Linked DNA regions of Homo sapiens: region 1 is linked to region 2. Evidence: read pairs that join two places in POLR2A ChIA-PET (ENCODE). Cell type or tissue: IMR-90. All regions are shown on one strand. Links, peaks and the distances in the headings refer to the core of each region. The heading gives the core; the rest is flanking DNA. Region 1 has its middle 150 kb from the start of KCNK2. Region 2 has its middle 26 kb from the start of KCNK2.

Region 1 (9,964 bases), core at 2,986-7,985, 120 kb after region 2:
ACTTGTGAGCAAGCACAATTTTTTTTTTTTTTGAGATGGAGTCTCGCTCTGTCACCCAGGCTGGAGTACAGTGGCACAATCTCGGCTCACTGCAACCTCTGCCTCCCGGGTTCAAGTGATTTTTCTGCCTCAGCCTCCCAAGTAGCTGAGACTACAGGCAAGTGCCACCACACCCAGCCCAGCTAACTTTTGTATTTTTAGTAGAGATGGGGTTTGACCATGTTGGCCAGCCTGGTCTCGAACTCCTGACCTCGTGATCTGCCTGCCTCAGCCTCCCGAAGTGCTGGGATTACAGGCGTGAGTTACCACACCTGGCCTATAGTATTTCTTATAATCTTAATGTCGAGTGCCTCCTAACCCCCTCCTTTGTAACCCAGTGCCATGTTCCCTGTACATACTAAGTCAAATTGACAATTCACAGTAAATCTTCCATGAATCACATAATAAACTCTTAGATTGTTTCTTAGCGAGGTCTCTCCACAAGAGGTTAATGTTTTTATTTGATTTTCTTTTGCCCTGGGTGTTCACATTCTTGAGACATTGAAAACTTTGTTCCATAATTATGTATACTGTTATTTGAATTATAAAATGTACTATACAATCTATGTTGGTTTTCAAATTTTCTCATTAATTAGAAATTAAATAACTTAAAATGCTAAGGCATGCCATTGTCTGACGCTGAAGACACAAAAGGGCAGATGGTTCTGGGATAATTATCATGATCCCTCAGGTAGACACATTTTTAAGTCGTGTAAACGGAACCAAGCAGAGAGATTAATCACAATGGAAATTAATAATACCTAAATGCAGCATATCGTGAGGATATTTTACGAAATTTATATTGTTATTTCTAGTTAAATTTATTCCATTTCTAGCCAGCGAACACCTCTTCATTAGTTATTTTTTGAAAAACTTCCACTTTGAGAAAGACAATTGGTCCATAATTTTGAAAGCTTTTCCAATTGATTTTGTTGTCTCCAGGGAGTTCATTAGCTTTGATATAATTGGATGACACCTGTCTTTCAGCCACAAAAGACAAACTTACTAGCACAACATCTCAAAGGAGCACAATATAGATAAAAAAATATGAAGCACAATTTGCCCAGGCAATACTAACACATTTTGCCAATTTTAGTCCTTAGTTAAAAAGAACTTTATCTGGCTCGGTGTGGTGGCTCATGCCTGTATTCCCAACACTCTAGGAGGCCAAGGCGGGCGGATCACCTGAGGTCAGGAGTTCGAGGCCAGCCTGGCCAAGATGGCGAAACCCCATTTCTACTAAAAAATACAAAAATTAGCTGGGTGTGGTGGCAAGTGCCTGTAATCCCAGCTACTTAGGAGGCCGAGGCTGCAGAATCGCTTGAACCTGGGAGCCAGAGATTGCAGTGAGCTGAGACTGTGCCACTGCACTCCAGCCTGGGCGACAGAGTGAGACTCTGTCAAAAAAAAAAAAAAAAGAAGAAGAAAGAAACAGAAAGAAAGAAGGAAGGAAGGAAGGAAGTAGAGAGAGAAAGAAAGAGAAAGAAAGTAACCTTATTCATGGAGAGTAAACTCTTTTGTAATATGTAACTATGTCCTATGTAGGACTAGTTATTGTTATATTGCATTTCCACCTTCTCAGTAGTCAGAGATAAATTATTGCTTTGTTTTTCACTGATGCCATGAGAGACTCAGATAATGTTTCCTTAGATGGCTGTAGACTCTAGATTAGCTGCAAATAATGATTTAACTATTATCAGCTCACCCTGGGAGGAATGGTCTACATGTACCTTGCTGTCACTCCTGGTGCTGGACATGCCATATAACACAGGCCCTGAGACCTCCACTATATTGAGCCAGCTCCATCATTTGTAGCAAATGCTAAGTACTTAGCCATAGTGCTGTGGTAATAACATAACATGAGCAGCATCTGTGTTATCTTCTCTTTTGTTTCATAAATCTTTGAGTCATCTACACAGAGAAAACTGAGCAATATTTGAATTCAGTTTCCTCCAAATATACCCAGGGTCCTGCAAGAAAGAAATCTAATCTCTTAAGCAGATGGTGAAGGACCATATCATAGGCCTGATATACAAGATATATCAGTATGTTTTATGCAGAGTCATGCAATATACTGTATGCACAAAACCATAATGTCAAAAGAAATGAGACACCTCTATCATAGGCTCAGGAATACATTTACCAGACTAATGGTCCTGATGTTGAAATTTAAATCTCTGGACAATGACAGAAATAAGATCCTTTCAATATTTTCATTGTTTTTTGTTTGTTTGTTTGTTTTTGTTTTGGGATGGAGTCTCTCTCTGTCACCCAGGCTGGAGTGCAGTGGTGCAATCTCAGCTCACTACAACATCTGCCTCCCGGGTTCAAGCAATTATCCTGATTCAGCCTCCTGAGCAGCTGGGACTACAGGCATGCACCACCATGCCTGGCTAATTTTTGTATTTTTAGTAGAGACCAGGTTTCACCATATTGGCCAGGATGGTCTCAAACTCCTGACCTCAGGTGATCCACCTGCCTTGGCCTCCCAAAGTGCTGGGATTACAGGCATGAGCCACTGTGCCTGCCAACAGTTGAGAGTTTATCAAACTTTTTATTCTTGAGTAAAAGGCAGTTTAGCGGTTACATGTATCTGCTATGGAGTCAGAATGCCTGGACTCAAACCATGGTTCTACTGCAGAGCTTTGTAAAGTTAGGTGCCTTTGGGCAAGGGCTTGATCTCTAGGAAATTTTTTTCTTTATCTGCAAAATGGGACTTACACTGAAGGCTCACTAGGAGAATTAAAGGAGAAAACATAGGTAAAGTAGTTGGCACAGTGCTTAATGCATAATGAACATGCAGAAAATTATTAGTAGAGGCAAAAACGAGCTACTAATTAATTGCATGTTTGGGCTCCACAGCTAATTAACGTCAGGATTAGAGCATGTCTCTGTTTAATGTTCTCTCCTTTGATTTCCTGCAAATGAAAACTCAAGAAACAGACAACTGACATGATTAAATTCTTCAGTGTGCACCAGAACAGCCAGGATAGGAATAGTATAGATATAAGTTCATGTTCAGGGCTACATTCAGTTACTAGCAGAAGTTCATAAGAACAAAAAATCACAATACTTGTTTTCATCCAACTTTCTGTTTGTCAAACCACATTTCATCCTTATGATCAGAAAATGTAGAATTTAAGGTGAAGTAACAAAAAGGGCTATTTTGTTTTCAGATGTTTTCTAGTTTAAAACAAAAATGTTAATGTCCCAAAACCCACATTTATTTTTCATGTATAAATGTAGATATCCAAAAAGCACAGACTAAAGCACTGCAAAAAACCAAAGCTGAAAACCCAACAACCCGCAGTAAGAACAATAGGAGTGTACTTTCAATATAACATAGGCCGGGTGTGGGGGCTCACACCTATAATCCCAGCACTTTGGGAGGCCGAAGTGGGAGGATCACTTGAGCTCAGGAGTTTGGGACCAGCCTGGGCAACACAGGAAAACCCATCTCTACAAAAATAATAAAAAATTGGGAGGCCAAGGTGGGAGGATCATTAGGTCAGGAATTCGAGACCCAAGACCAGCCTGGCCAACATGGTGAAACCCACCTCTACTAAAAATACAAAAATTAGCCGGGCTTGGTGGCACGCGCCTATAATCCCAGCTACTGGGAAGGCTGAGGTAGGAGAATGGCTTGAACCAAGGAGGCAGAGGTTGCAGTGAGCTGAGATTGCGCCACTGCACACCAACATGGGCTGTCACACTCTGTCTCAAAAATAAATAAATAAATAAATAACATAAAAAATTATTCAAAAATACAATGCATATGTGTATACATATATATTATGTATAACAGGTATATATATTTATATACCTTACAAATTCATGTTTTATAATTCAAACTGCTTAAAACGTTATAAAAATATAGACAGGATTAGAAGAAAGTTCAGAAAAATAAAAAGCTTGTTGAAAGAGAAGATTGCAAGTAAATAGAGTGATTTTTTAAAATGTTCCACTGTTAATTATAATGTTGTTTAGATGGTATTTTAAGCTGTGCACAAACTGTAATGACTTAAACGCTTTTAAAAAGCTAGCTATTTGACTGTGAAAAGTTGCTAATTATTTTTCGTCATACAAGAAAAAAAAACAGAAAAGTAATCTCATTCTCCAAAGAATTCCTCTGTAATAGTTTACAAAACCCCATTAATAACAAATTCTCAAATAGCTAAAAATGCCTATAACTAGGATTACTAATGGCAGATAAATGATTGTTTATTAAATGTTGTGAAGAGTCAATGTAAAGGTAATCATAAAAGTAATATAAACTAAGCCAATTAGAATGCTTAGTTTTTCTAAAGGGGTCTACAACACACACAGGTATACTCACACACTTAAGATTATCTGTTGTTAGCAATGTTAAGTCATATGAATCTCTAATGTAGAAAGTTTACTAAACACTAAAAGTGATAGTCTCATTAAGAAGCTATTTTTAATGTAACTATTTGTATTGAAATTTTCATCAATATCGGTCACATTTTTATAAGTGCACATTAAGCGTGTTTGAGAAATTACCTATTACAGTTTACTGAACTTTTAAAATGCACTTATACCTAGTTATTTATAAGAATACAGCAAAAGGCATCTTTGGCATTGAAAACTACAGTTAAATACAACATTTAACACTATCAAAGACATGTAAGAGACATTCAAATAGAGATACAAATTAACATTGGTCACCTAATAATCTAAGTACATTAACCGCATAGTCAATAATATTATTTAGGAGAATGTAGACAGTTTTGTTTTCATTCCGTGCCTCATCTCAACTCTGCCATGAATTTCGATTCATGTATGAAAACTATCTAAAGAAAAAGAGTACAAAAATGATTGGCTGAAGAGAGATTCAGCCATGTGATCCTCCCCTCTGCATGGTAAGGTGTGATGTGCTGAACATTTTCCAATGGGTGCCAGAGTGTCATGTGACTCTCAGGGTAGCTACTTTTACACAGATTTGGACTTACACTGCATTAGGTGAAGAAAAATACAGTGATAAATCAAGGAACAAAAGCTATTCTCTTCCAATGTCCTGCCTATTTTAGGTGAAAGTTTTTCAGGCCTAGGTTATTCAGAAAAGCATCTTAAATCTGCACTTCACTTTGTATATTTAGTTAACATAACATCTTTAGCTAAGACTCTTTATGTTATCTTTCTACAAAAAAAAGAAACTTTAAATATTTGTGTGTAAACTATACTCTAAATCAGGTATATTTTTAAAACCTACTTTTATTTAATAAAGGGGCGCAGCATAATTGTTGGGTCAACAGGAAGTTAAACAGGAAGTATTCTAATGGGAAAACAATTAGGACATTAGAGCATTTTGGTATTTGACTATTTTCACATAGATTATGCATGAAAATGAAGAATAGCTAAGAGAAGGTTCCTGAAACTCTGGAAAGTTTTATCCAGGGCAACACTAAACTGTGTCTTGCTTGCTGTTCTTGTTGAAAGTGTTCCTTAATGTTGTTCTGTTTGTTCTTTCAGAAAGTTGATGGGGGGGAAAAACTCAAGCTGATTAATAATGTTTTTCTTTGAGTTTGTTTTTTTTGAGTCCCACAGTTCAGTATTTACATAAATGGATGCCCTGCTGCTGTTAAATCATTCATCTATGTTTGTCTAGAAACTGTTTCCTATAAAGCTAAACCCGTATGTTTTGCAAGGATTTTTCTCCCTCTTAAAAATAGACTGAATTTCTCCTTTCCACTACCATTGATAAGTAGTCTAGAATTGATTTTTTGTAAAGTCTCCCCACAAAGGAATATTAGAAAATGAGTAACAATAATTAATGTAACATGGCTACAGTTCATTTATTACCAGATTCCAATTCCTCTTGATTTTCTTGAAGCTTCATCTGTTTATGATGAAGGAAAAAAAGCCCTTGGTGACTTGACTGCAAGAGTAAAAATGCATGGCTATTACAGTCAGAGTTTAGACTATAAAATTGCAACTTGTCTCCTTTTTTTTCCAAGTATCATAAATACTTAACTTTTATTTTTACTAGTTTTGGGAAATACAAGGACAGGCACTTTAAAAAAAATTCTTTTAAAAGCCATGATCATAAATTTATAAGGTTGAAGCCCAAGCTACTGAATTCATTTGTGAAAAAGTCATTGTCCAGTCTTTTCAATCTTGCCAAAAGAAAGAAAAAAAAAAAACCTACTTGTAAGGGGTATAGTAAATTCTGGGGACTTTTTCAAGTCATCAATAATACCATCTCCCAAATACAACCCCAAAGGAATTAATCTTGCTAAAATAAGGAAGAAGCTTAGGTTTTGCCAGTGGAGAAAATGTTGAGATCAATGCTGATAGACTTTATAGATCCTTACTATTACAATATTAGCAGTGGATGGGAGGCACAAAGGCAAATGGCTTGAATAATTTCAGTTCTCTTTTTCTACCTTCCCAATTCATTAAGCTTTAGGCTATTTGATTTAAAAACAAGCTGTGTTTTTACTCAATTATTTTCCACCCCAAATTTGGATGATGGGAACAGACCTCTATTCTGCCGGGCAGCACTACCTAAGGACCTTGCCTGTCCACCACTTTTTCTTTTCAAAAGAGATAAACACGTTCTTGTCATCCACAGCTGCTCCTCCAGATGTTCCTGAACCAGGACCAAAATCAGCTCATCGGTGCTTTAAACGTGGTCTTCTTAGGAATTCTTGAGAGAATTGCTGTCTTCCCTAGGTGAGATCTTTCACAATTTCAGTGCACGGCAGGACAGAGACCATTTCTTCTTAAGAACGTGTGCCTGCCAAGAGCAGGAGGAGGCTCCCTGACCAACTCTGCTAGGGAAAAGCAGCCCACAGTGAAGTGAGCCATCCAGGAAAAGCAAGAATCATAGCTATCAGCTGGGAGCCAGGGAGAGGAGCCGAAGTGAGAGGGTCTGTTATGGAGAAAATCTGAGAGCTTGTTTGCTGTTGAATTCAAAGTTCATTTATTGTGGACTGTGTAGTTTACATATACAACTTAGTTTTATCAAAATCTTACTCGATGGCATAATTAACCCATCTTCATTTTATGAATTAGAAAACCGAAGCTTAGGGAATATACAAATAAGGAGTTTTGGGGGTGCAAGTCCCAAAAATCCAACTTAATTTAGTTGGTTCATATACCTGGGAAGTCTACAGGGTCTTCAGTTCTGGCTGAGTCCACAAATTCAAGATTATCATCATATTTCTATGGCTTCATTTATCAGCTCTCTTTCCCATGTTTTGGTGTTATTCTCAGATAGGCTCTCTCTGTGTGTAAAAAAAATGACCACTAAAGTTCCATGCTAACATCATTCTTACAGCTGGAAATCCCAGTGGGGTGAAAGGGTGCCTTATTCCTGGTAATTCTAGAGAAAAGTCTTGAGGATTGGTTTGACTTGGATCATATACTCATACCTGGACCAATCACTTGAATGGGGTACCCTGACAAGGCCTGAGTCACGTGCCACGAGTCACGTGCCACCCACGCAGTGAGAGGGTATTGCAGTCTCAACAAAGTCACATGAAGAGTTTCCTACAGAAAAGAAGAGTTCAGTTACCACACTAAGTGGGAAAAACATGTTTAGCAAATATAGGTCTGTGTATATGTGTATGTACACACATACATACATATATATGTAAACACACATACATATATATATATATGTATGTAGCTACCACACTCTAGTAAAGGGAGGTGAAAATTCTGCCCAAGGCCACAGTGCTGGGATTCATATTTACCTGAACTACTCCAAATCCCATACACTCCCACTCTAGAGAAGAGAGGAACATGCAGTCAAACCAACTAAAGAGAGAAAACTGACATTATATCCATTAACTACTCCAAAATACTTTGGAAGTAAATTAAGTGGTAGATTCTGATATTCATGGGGTTTGATCCCTACCAGAGCAAAGCAGGAATCCATTGGAGACTAGGTCTTTCCAAATAATGGATTTCTAACTTTTGGTTTATTCTCTCAATCACAAAAATGTTTACTATTCAATCTAATTTATAACCAAAGCATACCATTTTAAAGAGAGCATATATACGGAACATAATGGCTCAAAATCATCAATATAAACAGCAGACACTATAATGTACTACAATATAATCACACCCTAGGGTCCCCTGAGATTGACAGAACTATTTACTTATTTGCCTAATTTACATTTTTGTGTCAGCTTCTGTTATTTTTTTCTGTTACCTTCCTCACTTGTCGAGAAAATATAAAAACTGAAATAAACTTTTATTTTGAGTAGGATAAAAGAGTTGTCATCTACCACTTCCAGCCTTCCTCAATGTGCTTTCACATCTAGTCTGCTGCTTCAAAAGTATAGCGAGCAGAGAAACCAGATAAACCAATCCTATTAGGGGCCTTTTGGGGGTGCGGGGCTAGGGGAGGGATAGCATTAGAAGAAATACCCAATGTAGATGACGGGTTGATGGCTGCAGCAAACCACCATGGCACGTGTATGCCTATGTAACAAACCTGCATGTTCTGCACATGTATCCCAGAATTTAAAGTATATAAAAAAGTACATCTTAATGCTTTGAGAAATTTTTTTGTAAGTGAACTCATAAATAAATTTATTGCTGATGATAGTTCTGTTGTATGACTGAAGTATTAAGATATAAAGTTCCTATGGAAAAAAAAAATTTGATCAGTAACTACATAGGCAATGACTCAAATATTTAAAGAAAAAATAAAACATAAGCTTCATTATATGAAGTAGGCTTCGCAAAATATTGAGGACAAGAGACATAGAGATTTGAGGGAGATGGCAGATCTGGGTAATGCTTTTACTACAGAGTGGAAAAGCGATCATGTTTTTTTAGAGCTTTGGATTTGGAGTCAGACAGATTTGGGTTTAATTCAAAGACTGACCATCTATTTGCTATGTATCCATGGACAAGTTCCTTGCCCTCTCTGAGTTTCAGTTTACTCACTTACGAAACACAGATAGTAACAGGTTCTTCTGAGGGTAGTTATGAGAATTAAATAAGATAACATTTTGAAGTGCTAGTAACAAGTACTTGGAAAATGGTGTTCAAATTGTTGTTGTTGTTGTTACCACTACTTTGATCCAACAAAACCTAATTACATGATAGAGATAAGGTGGACTGGATTTTAATAATATAGCAAGGTAGACAGAAAGGCACTAGAAGCTGAAAAAACAAGATTTAATATTTCAATCTTAAATCTTCCTTAACCACTTTCTAATCCTGTTGGAAAAGAGATCAAGGAAATAGCAGACTTTTTTATCGATATTCAAAATTTTTAAAATGAAATTTACAAATGGGTAGAATTCATTTATACTTACTATTTCATTTATCATGATTTTAGTGGGCTGGAGGTGGACAGATGATGAGAAGTTAATACAGTAATGTCTTATGAAGAAATTTGTACCCTAAGTCAATGAGTATCACAAAAGCAGTGCCAATGTCCAGTCATCCCATTTACCAGACCTGCTAGGGCTGCACATAGAAATCTAGCACGCCTAGATATACAATCATGTCATCTGCAAACACGGACAATTTGACTTCCTCTTTTCCTAATTGAATACCCTTTATTACCTTCTCCTGCCTAATTGCCCTGGCCAGAACTTCCAACACTATGTTGAATAGGAGTGGTGAGAGAGGGCATCCCTGTCTCATGCCAGTTTTCAAAGGGAATGCTTCACAATTGCTTCAAAGAGAATAAAATACCTAGGAATCCAACTTACAAGGGACGTGAAGGAGCTCTTCAAGGAGAACTACAAACCACTGCTCAATGAAATAAAAGAGGATACAAACAAATGGAAGAACATTCCATGCTCATGGGTAGGAAGAATCAATATCGTGAAAATGGCCATACTGCCCAAGGTAATTTATAGATTCAATGCCATCCCCATCAAGCTACCAATAACTTTCTTCACAGAATTGGAAAAAACTACTTTAAAGTTCTTAT
Region 2 (9,964 bases), core at 2,318-7,317:
GGAGATTTTTTTTCTTTTAACTTTTAAACCCAGAAACATGTGATAGTCTTATTTCTGAACCCATTCCTCCCAAAAAACCAAAGTCCCTTTAAGAGGAACATTGAAACTAAATTTGAAAAAGAAATAAACCATATAAATACTGGTAAACTCACACTTCTAACTAATTTCAAAATTTAAAGAATGACAAACTTGATTTTTTTTTTTACATGAAAGCTGAAAGCAGATGCTTCAAAACATTTTGACAATTAAGCCAAGGCCATATTGTTTGAAGTTGATACTTGGTGGTAATGACAAATCCATTAATACTGAACTTTCATTCTCATATAAGCTAGTTAACATATTACCATTTCCTGACTGATTAGATAAAATTGCAAAGTTTTATGTATACACAAAAGTATTTCTAATAGGAAAAATGGTGTAGTAAGTTTATGTTCATCATTAGAGCAATGGTCAAAAAATCATAATATCTATATGTTGTTGTATATTATATACACGTTAAATACTATTTTTGAAGGTATGTATTTCTATTAAAATACAGTTGTGTGATCCAAGTTTTCCTAACATTCATGTCTTCTGTAATCAGAAAACTTACTTAGAAATTTTAAAAATATATAAATAATCTTCTAGTTGCACAATCATATAGTCTTAATATTTAGCTTAAATAGTTCATTGTGTTCCTAAATTTATTCTTTCATATTTTTATAATGATGTACCTAAGAAACCAGATTCTGTGCTAATATTATTAGTCCCATATTTTATAGAGAAGGTAATTTATATTCAATGAACACCCAAGTCATCAGAACAAAGAATGAGTTTCAAGTGAACACTGTGGACTAGTTGATACAAAAGTAACACACACTGCTCCCGGGCATGTAGATAAATATAGATTCATAATTTTTTTCTACGGCTACTCTGATCTTCCTCAAAGCCCTCACCTCCTACATGGCATGAACGTTTCTTAAAAGGAAACCGGATCCAATTAAGTTTTAAAGTATATTTTTGAGCCAATAACGTATACCCTGCATCTAGGTGTTACTCAGTCCTTTGGGAACATTTGCACTGGCCTTCAGACTCTTTTCTTCTTTTGATCCTTTCAAAGACAGTGTCTAGGCTACAAGAAAATATTTACCTCATCTCTTGGTGGCAGGAGGATAGAATCAACTGGTCATGCCACGCCTTCGTTGTGCATTAGCTGATGCCTCTGAAGTATCAGCCTGGTCTCTCCTGGAGCCTACTGCTAGCATCTCCCCTTGACTCCTCTGGCCAATACATCTAGACTCATTTTTCTCTGTTTAGTTGCGGCCGAGGTTCTGCCTGCTCATTTAGCCTCCTCTCAGCGCTTTCTGGCTGGCACTGCGGACTGAATCTCTGCCAGGTCTACAGGTCCAGGGCAGGCCTGTTGGCTCTCACCTCAGTACCTGAGCCACAGGGAAAGTGAAGGGAGCAAATATCACAACTAAGAGGAGGGAGTACCTTTACTTTCTGTCACAACCTGGACACTCCATGTCCCTGGCCATGCTGATGTGCCGTCAACTGCATCGGAAGCCCCATGCCCATCTGTCTACATTGCCTCAGCACCTCCCTGCTGGAGGGTCTCCTCTCTAAAAGGGAACAGATGCCACAGAACGTCAGCCATGGGTGTTCCCCAGGCTTATGTAACACACACATCTGAAGTCCTGGGGTTCAGACCAGAGGAGAGAAGAGGATGCATTTCTGGATTCTGACCTTCTACCTCCCAGTTCTTCTTTTCTATCTTTCTCCCCTTGTCTAGGCCCAGATAACATGGCCTTGTCTTTTACTTCCTCTTCTTTTTGCCCACAAATAAAATTCTGTGATCTAGTTGGGCCAGGCCTTTTGAACCATTAAATGGGAGCTATAGAATTTTAGAAAATCATTTCTCTTTCAACAGTCTCCAAACATTTCTAATCCCAATTTCACCCCAAGGCGATGGATACCTTGAGCTGACTTGGGAGAACTGTGTGTACATTGAAAGTAGAAAATATCTTATTAATATTTTTCTCTATATAGTATATAATGCTATTTTTCTGACTATTGACTTAGCAAATTTTACTCATTACTAACTTACCAAATTAAGGGAGCACTCGGAAGGCTTTCAGACTTATTGGCTTAAATATAGGGTTGATTACCTATAAATTTCAAATACTGGCAAGGATTCTGTGTTCAGAGGTTAAATCATTAATTCAGCAGCGTTCACTAAAGTAATAATTAGGTTCAGATTATATGCTGCACACATCTCTTGGCACTAGGGAAAGATTCTGTGAACTAGATGGGCAAGGCCTCTGCTCTCCTGGAGCTAAAATTCTAGGGACAGGGGGAAATAAATATGTATGTGTGTGTGTATATATATATATGTGTGTGTATATATATACACGAATATATATATGTATGTGTGTGTATATATATACACGAATATATATATGTATGTGTGTATATATATATACACATGTATATGTGCATACACACACACATACATACATACACTCACACACAACAGAAAAACAAGTGAGAAGAGCTCATGTAAAGAAACAAAATAGTGGACTGTGACTCAAAAGACTGAGTGACTTTCACATGGAGAGGTCATCTAAAGCCCCTCAGAGAGTGACTTCTAAGCTAAAATCAGGATGACAAGAAGGAGTCTGGCTATGAAGATAAGAAAGAAAAGAAACAGGCATTCAAAAGGCCCTAAAGGGGAAAAGAACAACACTTGGCAAGTTCAAGAAACATAGAGAAAAACATCTTCACTGTGGCTCCAGGGTAGATTGCAAGGAGAAAAGTGGAATGAAATTGGAAAGGTCAGGGGGGCGATTATGTAGGGCTTTGTAAACAAGGAGAAAGGGTTTGGATTTTAAACATAGTACAATGGGAAGCCACTGCAAAGGTTTAATTGGAAGTGGGGGATTACTTTATCTTTGAAGAAAGATTGAAGGAGGCAAAAATGGAAACAAAGGTCGTTATAGAAATCCTTGTGGTAGTGAGGTAGTAGAAACAGGTAGTGGATAAGTTTAGCGCATACTTTGGAAGTAAAAGTAACAGGATTTAGAATTATTGATGGGTGAGAGAAAGAGGAATCACGAATTCTCTGAAAAGATATATAGAGGAGAAAAAGCATATATCCAACTCCAATCTGCATAACTAATGGTCCTGCATTCTGTCTTCAATTAACTCTCAGCTCCTGCTGCTAAAAGACAGAAGTGCAAGGTGCAATCCTGTATCCCCTAAAAGGAAAAAAGGAAGAGGGAAAAAGTCACAAACATGAGGAGTGAGGACCTCTGCCAACCAGTGAATTGCAAGTATTTATCTAGTGAAGGGGCATGGCTGTGAGAAGGACAGAGAGATGGTATCCTAGAAGAGAGCTTGAGGCAAAGCTTCAATTAGGTCCACTAGCATTCAAAAACAAATTTCTCATGTTCTCCTTTTCCCTTTTCATTCCTCATAGTCTACTTTCCCACTCCCTATTCCTGGGGCTGCTTCTCCATCTCTTTATTATTCTCACTTTTGCCCTTCATCATCCTCACCATCATATTGTCAGCATCCCCCTCACCATCACCCTCATTGTCACTACTATTCACTGAGCACTAAACTGGTACACATTTATTGTCTGAATTATTTCTTGCAGCTTCCCTGTAAGGAAGATATGATTAACCCCCTTTGGGCTTGGTGAGATGAAGCAGCTTGCCCAAAGTTGCCAGGCCAGGGAGCAAAGCCAAAATGTGCAAACAGGTCTGTCTGACTCTGAAGGCAGTGTTCTCATCCTATCCTCCACTGCTGTACAGCACCCTTCTCCTTCCTGCACTGCCCTTTCTCTCCCTGATGCAGCCCCCAAGCTTTCTTCTCTTACCTTTGTTTCTTCCATCTTGCCATTGTTAATATGGAATTTTCTATTATTATAAACAGAAAATAGAAGCTATAGACTATTCAAGCAGAAAGAACTTCAGTGGTGGAGTCAACATAAAAGCAGGTCACTGTAGCTTCCACTCCACAAAATCACTGTTCCTAATGTACAGATACAGATTGAGGCAGAAACCATATATTTCACTGTCACCCATGTGGGTCCTGCCTCAGCTGTCACACCCAAAGCCATGCTGTTTGCAGAGACTCTACTCCTTCTGCCCTGCTCCTTCTACCCTGACCTCCAGTTCAGTTCCTCTGCATTTATGGGACATTTGTTGTATGCCTAACCAGGGTTATAAGCACTTAAAAGATCATTTTGCATCTTTTTTAAAAAAATATGATTATCCTATAACTCTTTTATGCTTAAATATGCATATCTCAACTTCACTCCAAAAAAAAAAAAAAAATACTTGTACCTCTGGTTTGCTATTGTCCCAAGCATGGGCTTAATCCAACTTTGGGGTAATAGGCAACACAATGAATATAGCTAGGAAATGGCTAGGGGCAGGTTTAGGAAAGGAGTAGCAGTGTATACATTTAAAAAAGAATGAAAAGGCAAAGTAATAAACTTACACAAACTCACTCTTAGCTAGATAGAGGTTAAGTCATTTACATGTAGTTCTTAAATAAACATTTTAGATAAATACTCATATTATTCCTATTCTACCTATAAAGCAGTTTAGTTTCTATGATAGTAAACATTTTAGATAATTACTCATATATTCCTATTCTATCTATAAAGCAGTTCAGCTTCTGGGATAGTAAGCAGGATTTGAATGTGGTTCTGTGGTCTCTGCAGCCTGACTGAACTTTTTACCCCATGTACATCCTGCCTCGAAAATAGAGTGGATGACTGGATGTGATGGCTCATGCCTGTAATCCCAACACTTCAGGAGGCTGAGGCAGGAGGATCATTTGAGTCCAGGAGTGCAAAACCAGTCTGGGCAACATAAGGAGACCCCATCACTACCAAAAAAAAAAAAAAAAAAAAGAGTGGACACAATCCTTTACAAATCTTTTATACATTAAAACATTTACATGACTATGGCATTATTGTATTAACTCATTTCTCTCCTTCTTCTTCTTTTTTTTTTTTTTTTTTTTTTTGAGACTGAGTCTCACTCTGTTGCCTGGAGTATAGTGGTACAATCTTGGCTCCCTGCAACCTCCATCTCCCAGTTTATGTATACAACAAGGTACTCTTGATAATCTTATGCCTCTAGTTTTCTTTTATTTTTAGTGTCATTATAAGCCACCCCTTCAGGTAATATGAATTTCTTTCCTTTTTTTTTTTTTTTGAGATGGAGTTTCACTCTTGTTGCCCAGGCTGGAGTGCAATGGCGCGATCTCGGCTCACTGTAACCTCCCTCTCCTGGGTTCAAGCGACTCTCCTGCCTCAGCTTCCTGAGTAGCTAGGATTACAAGCATGCACCACCATGCCCGGCTAATTTTGTATTTTTAGTAGAGACGGGGTTTCTCCATCTTGGTCAGGCTGGTCTCGAATTCCTGACTTCAGTGGCTGATCTGCTCACCTTGGCCTCCCAAAGTGCTGGGATTACAGGCATGAGCCACCACTCCCAGCTGACATATTTTTAAAAATGAAACGCAGATGAATTTATCTTTGAGGTGACCTTAGGCTTTAAATTTTTAAAGCCTAACTTTGACTTTAGGATTTGCAGCCCACAAGCCATTGTACATAAAAGAGAAATCTCCAGGAGTTTTCTGTGCCACAAGGGAAGAATCCATCAAGGACAATGCCATGTATAATCACTGAATTTAAATTTCCACGTTCATTGGTTGTAGCCATTTCTCAAGTACATCAAAAGGTCAATGGCAGGTGCCAAGCATTCCTCTGCTAGACCTAACAAACATTCCTACCAGATACAGAAATCCAACCAGGAAGCAAAGCGTTTGAACTGCCATGAATGGAGGGTGGGAGGAAAGCATGGAAAGAAGAAAGACTAGAAAACTTTCTCTTTATTCAAGTGGAGAAAAGTGAGACCTTAAAGAATATAGGAAGCTGTAAAGGGCATCCTGGGGCCTATTTTACTTCCTCATAATAAAATGAAAGCTCTTCAACCAGTAACTAGAAAAGCAGGTTCCTTTCCTTTGTTACCTACATGAGCTCCTGAGAATGTAAATGTACTTGAAGCTACAGAAGCAGTTCTGTGGGGATGCTGTATTGCATCTTGTTTAAAACCAATGAGCAGTGCAACATTCCTTTTTTAGTTCTTTTTCATAGCTTACTTTGTATTCATGAATAACTGATATGTGTCATATCCTCTGTGAAATGGGAACACATTCTGAGCATGTACTGAGAATTTCTAATTGCAAACAGTGATTGGGACATAAAAGACACTCGTGTAAAGGTGCCATGAACAGACTCAAAGAGTGATAAATCTTAAGTCTTTCTTTGAGGTGTACCCAGGTATACTGGTGGTATATTTTAAGAGACAAAGTACCATAGATACTTTTAAAATAACACAAACTAGTTATTCAAGGTCAAAACTTTCACAGTTTCCATGTATTTTAGATTTAATAATAAGTTATGATATTCATATAATGTGCCTAAATAAGCAATCCATCTGATCCAATTACCACAGAATTTTAATTCTATGTTCATTATTCAAATTAGTGATTTAACACTTGAGTTGTGTGCTCAAGGTTCAAATTAGTGATTTAATGATATGGTTACATGAACATTCATAGTATTTGGTAAAGACAAGTAGAAACAAACCTTGTGGGAAGAATACATTAGAAAAAATGAAAAACAATTTAAAGTACACATGCACTGAGAAGAGTCTTTTTGAGCAAGCCTTGATTGGTTTGTGTGGAAAAAGGCTAAAAATTCCCCCCTTATAACTCAAAACACGTCTCCATTCAGGTCATATTTTCATTGTCTCCACAGATTTACATGGTTTGCATTATCACTTGTTATTTATAGAAAAATACACCCTGGCTACCTTGACACAGAACTTGCAAACTTTTCCCTCTGCACAGTAACTCACGGTTGGTGCTTTCCTGTCCCCAGCAAAGCTCGGTAGAACAGCGGTGGGTGTGCAGTGCAGCCTACCGGAGAATCGAAAATCTCAAACATGCATCTGGTATATGTGTGAGGAAGCTAAGTTCCCTATACACTGAACAGAATGTGGCACCTTTTATACTCATGTGATGAATTACGTGTTCCTGGTGCAGGGATGGTCCTGAAGACAAAGCAGCCTTTGAAAAACTCTCACCAGTTTTCCAAATTGGCCTGGGGGTTTCTGCAATCAGAGCTAACATTTAAAAGGAGCTGTGTGTAAGTAACTCTTTCAGACTTGGTGGAGAAAGACTCAAAACTCCCTTTGACAGTCTTCTACCTACCAAATTCCTCTCCACCAAAGAACATGACATTGACAATTCTGCATTAAGGGAAATATCGGCAATCATAGGTTTCTTTAATCATGAATTAATACCTAGAGAAATAGCACAGCTCGAATAATATAGCTGCAGCTCAAAAATTACAGACTTGTATCTTATGCTGTCTGTGCTATCATTTATTTAAGGTGAAAACTGATTTTGATTAACTGAGAAAACTCACAGCTTTAAACTCCTCAATACACTCAAAGCACAACAGTCAGGGGTTGTACTTTGTTTTTTTGAGATGGAGTCTTGCTCTGTCGCCCAGGCCGGAGTGCAGGGGTGCTGTCTTGGCTCACTGCAACCTCCGCCTCCCGGCCTCCAGAGGTTCTCCTGCCTCAGCCTCCCGAGTAGCTGGGATTACAGGCATGCATCACTATGCCCGGCTAACTTTTGTATTTTTAGTAGAGACAGGGTTTTGCCATGTTGGCCAGGCTGGTCTCGAACTCCTGGCCTTAAGTGATCTGCCTGCCTCGGCCAGGGATTGTACTGAGTTCAAGAATATCTATCTAAGGCTTTTGCTCTACCTTTGTAAGCTAGAAACACAATGCAAAAGAGAGGAAGCATTCATTTATTTATCAATTTTTCATTTGCTAGAATTTCCTGGTTGCAATTGTGATTTGAGTTCAAGCATAGAAATATCACTTTTCCAGAGGAATTCTCTGTTCAGAAAAACATTCAATATCTTGTACATTTAACATCTTCCACCATTTGTTTTAATTTGCCTTGTCCACTTTATCTCTTATCACCTACTTGTCTGTTCATTTGTTCATTTACTGCTTAGTCAACAAAGTTCCCAATGGCTAAACCCGGGTCCTAGCCCACGCCAGAGCCTCAAACATTTGTCAGTTGACTGATTGATTTCTGCTATCTCCCTGCCCACCACCCAGAATACCTAGGGAAGATGCATCAGTCACTGTCACTCTTATCCCAGCAGAATTTCCTGGGATAAGAAAGACATGTAGCATTCCCTTCTGAGAGTTTGGTTTTCATGTCTTTCCATGGACTTGTTCACCTTGCCTGCATTTTACAAATGGAAGCCACGGACTCATCGTTAAATGGCTGAACTAACCTGCACGTCCTGCACATATATCCTGGAACTTAAAATTAAATTAAATTTATTTTTTAAAAAAAGAAAAGAAAAGAAACCAAAAAAACCTGCAGGTGAGAACATGAGAAGTTTGCATCCTCTGACTTTGGAGAAAATGAGTAACTTATTGCTCATCTCCTGCATCCAACCATCCAACTTTGACATAACTACTGTTTATAGAAAAGAAAAAAAGAGGAATCTGGTACTCTGGCAAAAACTCAAGAGAAATATCCACAATTATGCTCATCTATCATATGCTACTTAATTCTACCCAATAGTCATGATGCAAAACTGTTCCTCCTCCATTCTTCCTCATCACAAAAATAAATGACTAATAAATACTATTCTCTCATTGCTGATGTCCCAAACCTAGGAATCTACAATCCTTTCCCATGACTTCTAATCCAAGGTTTCTCAACCTTGGCACTGCTGACATTTTAGGGGGCTAACAATTCCTGTTGTAGAGGGCTGTCCTGTTCATTTCAGGATATTTAGCAGCATCTCTGGCCTCTGTATGCTAGTAGCACCTCCACAGTTATCACCAAAAAATGTGAGCATACATTTTCAGATATCCACTGGGGTTGAAAATCACCCCCTGTTGAGAACCACTGAATCTAATAGCAAGTCTTGAAAGCTGAAATTCCAATGTTTATCCTGAATCTGAATCTCTCCCACAAAATCCATCATGTGACCTAGATCTAAGCCACAGCTTCTCTCACTTGGACCACTACAGTCCTTTTCCATTGCATTCCATCAGTCCATCCTCTGCTCTATAGGCAGTGTGATATTTTTAAAACTGCAATCAAGTTATGTCATTTCTCTTCTTAAAAACTTCTAATGGCTTCTTGCTACATTGAGAAATGCTCACTCTACCACCACCTAGAACCAACCTGCCCCCATCCATGATTCTCTAGTTTCACCGGTTTCACCCTGTGTTAATTTTCGGTGTGTTTACATTCATCATCTCTATTTGAAATTATATTACTTGTTCATTTTTCACCTGTCTCACCTGCTATAATGTAAGCTCCATGACAGGAAATATCATATCCATATTATTCACTGCAATATCACCCATGGGCTAGAGCAGCCACCTGGCACATAGTAGGTACTTAATAAATGTTTGCTGGATGAATAAATTACTGAATGTTAGAAATAATAATAAATGTTATCTGTTTGCAGGTGAGCATATTCTTTACTTAAAATAATATCTTGTTTTTATATTACCAAATCTATTCAAAACAATCCAAAATTTTCTTATCTCACCTCAAATTAAAGTATAAACTGTTCTAATCACCTGCAAGATCCCCCCTGAGCTGGGAAACTACTACTTTCTTGACATGATTTTCTAACCCTCCCATGCCACACACTTCACTCTAGCCATATACGGATCTTCTTTTATTCCCAAACATGCTACATTCCCATTTCAGAACCTTGCATCTGCTGCTTCCCAAGCCTGAATGTTGTGCCCCAGATATCCCAGAACTCACTCTTTCATGTCCTCCAGGTTTCTGGTCAAGCATCCTCTTGTCATAAGGGCTGTCATCAATTACTTTATAGACAGTA

What was found. ChIA-PET counts read pairs that join two places held together with the same protein. Peaks named below come from ENCODE experiments on the same cell type or tissue, not always from the same donor. Only the 100,000 strongest peaks of a DNase experiment are listed, where the experiment ranks them.
Region 1: POLR2A ChIA-PET joins it to region 2 with 12 read pairs; 3 of 35 experiments call an interaction of 5 or more read pairs at or near these places.

What each region holds. Positions count from the first base shown.
Region 1 is chr1:214,931,079-214,941,042 of GRCh38, reverse strand. No RefSeq gene overlaps it. Among named protein-coding and RNA genes, the nearest start is that of KCNK2, 150 kb to the left of the region's middle. In IMR-90, for the core only: no CTCF peak of the experiment used is centred there; no DNase peak of the experiment used is centred there.
Region 2 is chr1:215,051,555-215,061,518 of GRCh38, reverse strand. It overlaps a transcript of KCNK2 not described here. Among named protein-coding and RNA genes, the nearest start is that of KCNK2, 26 kb to the left of the region's middle. RefSeq lists an enhancer at 5,444-6,162. In IMR-90, for the core only: no CTCF peak of the experiment used is centred there; a DNase peak (open chromatin) is centred at 4,738.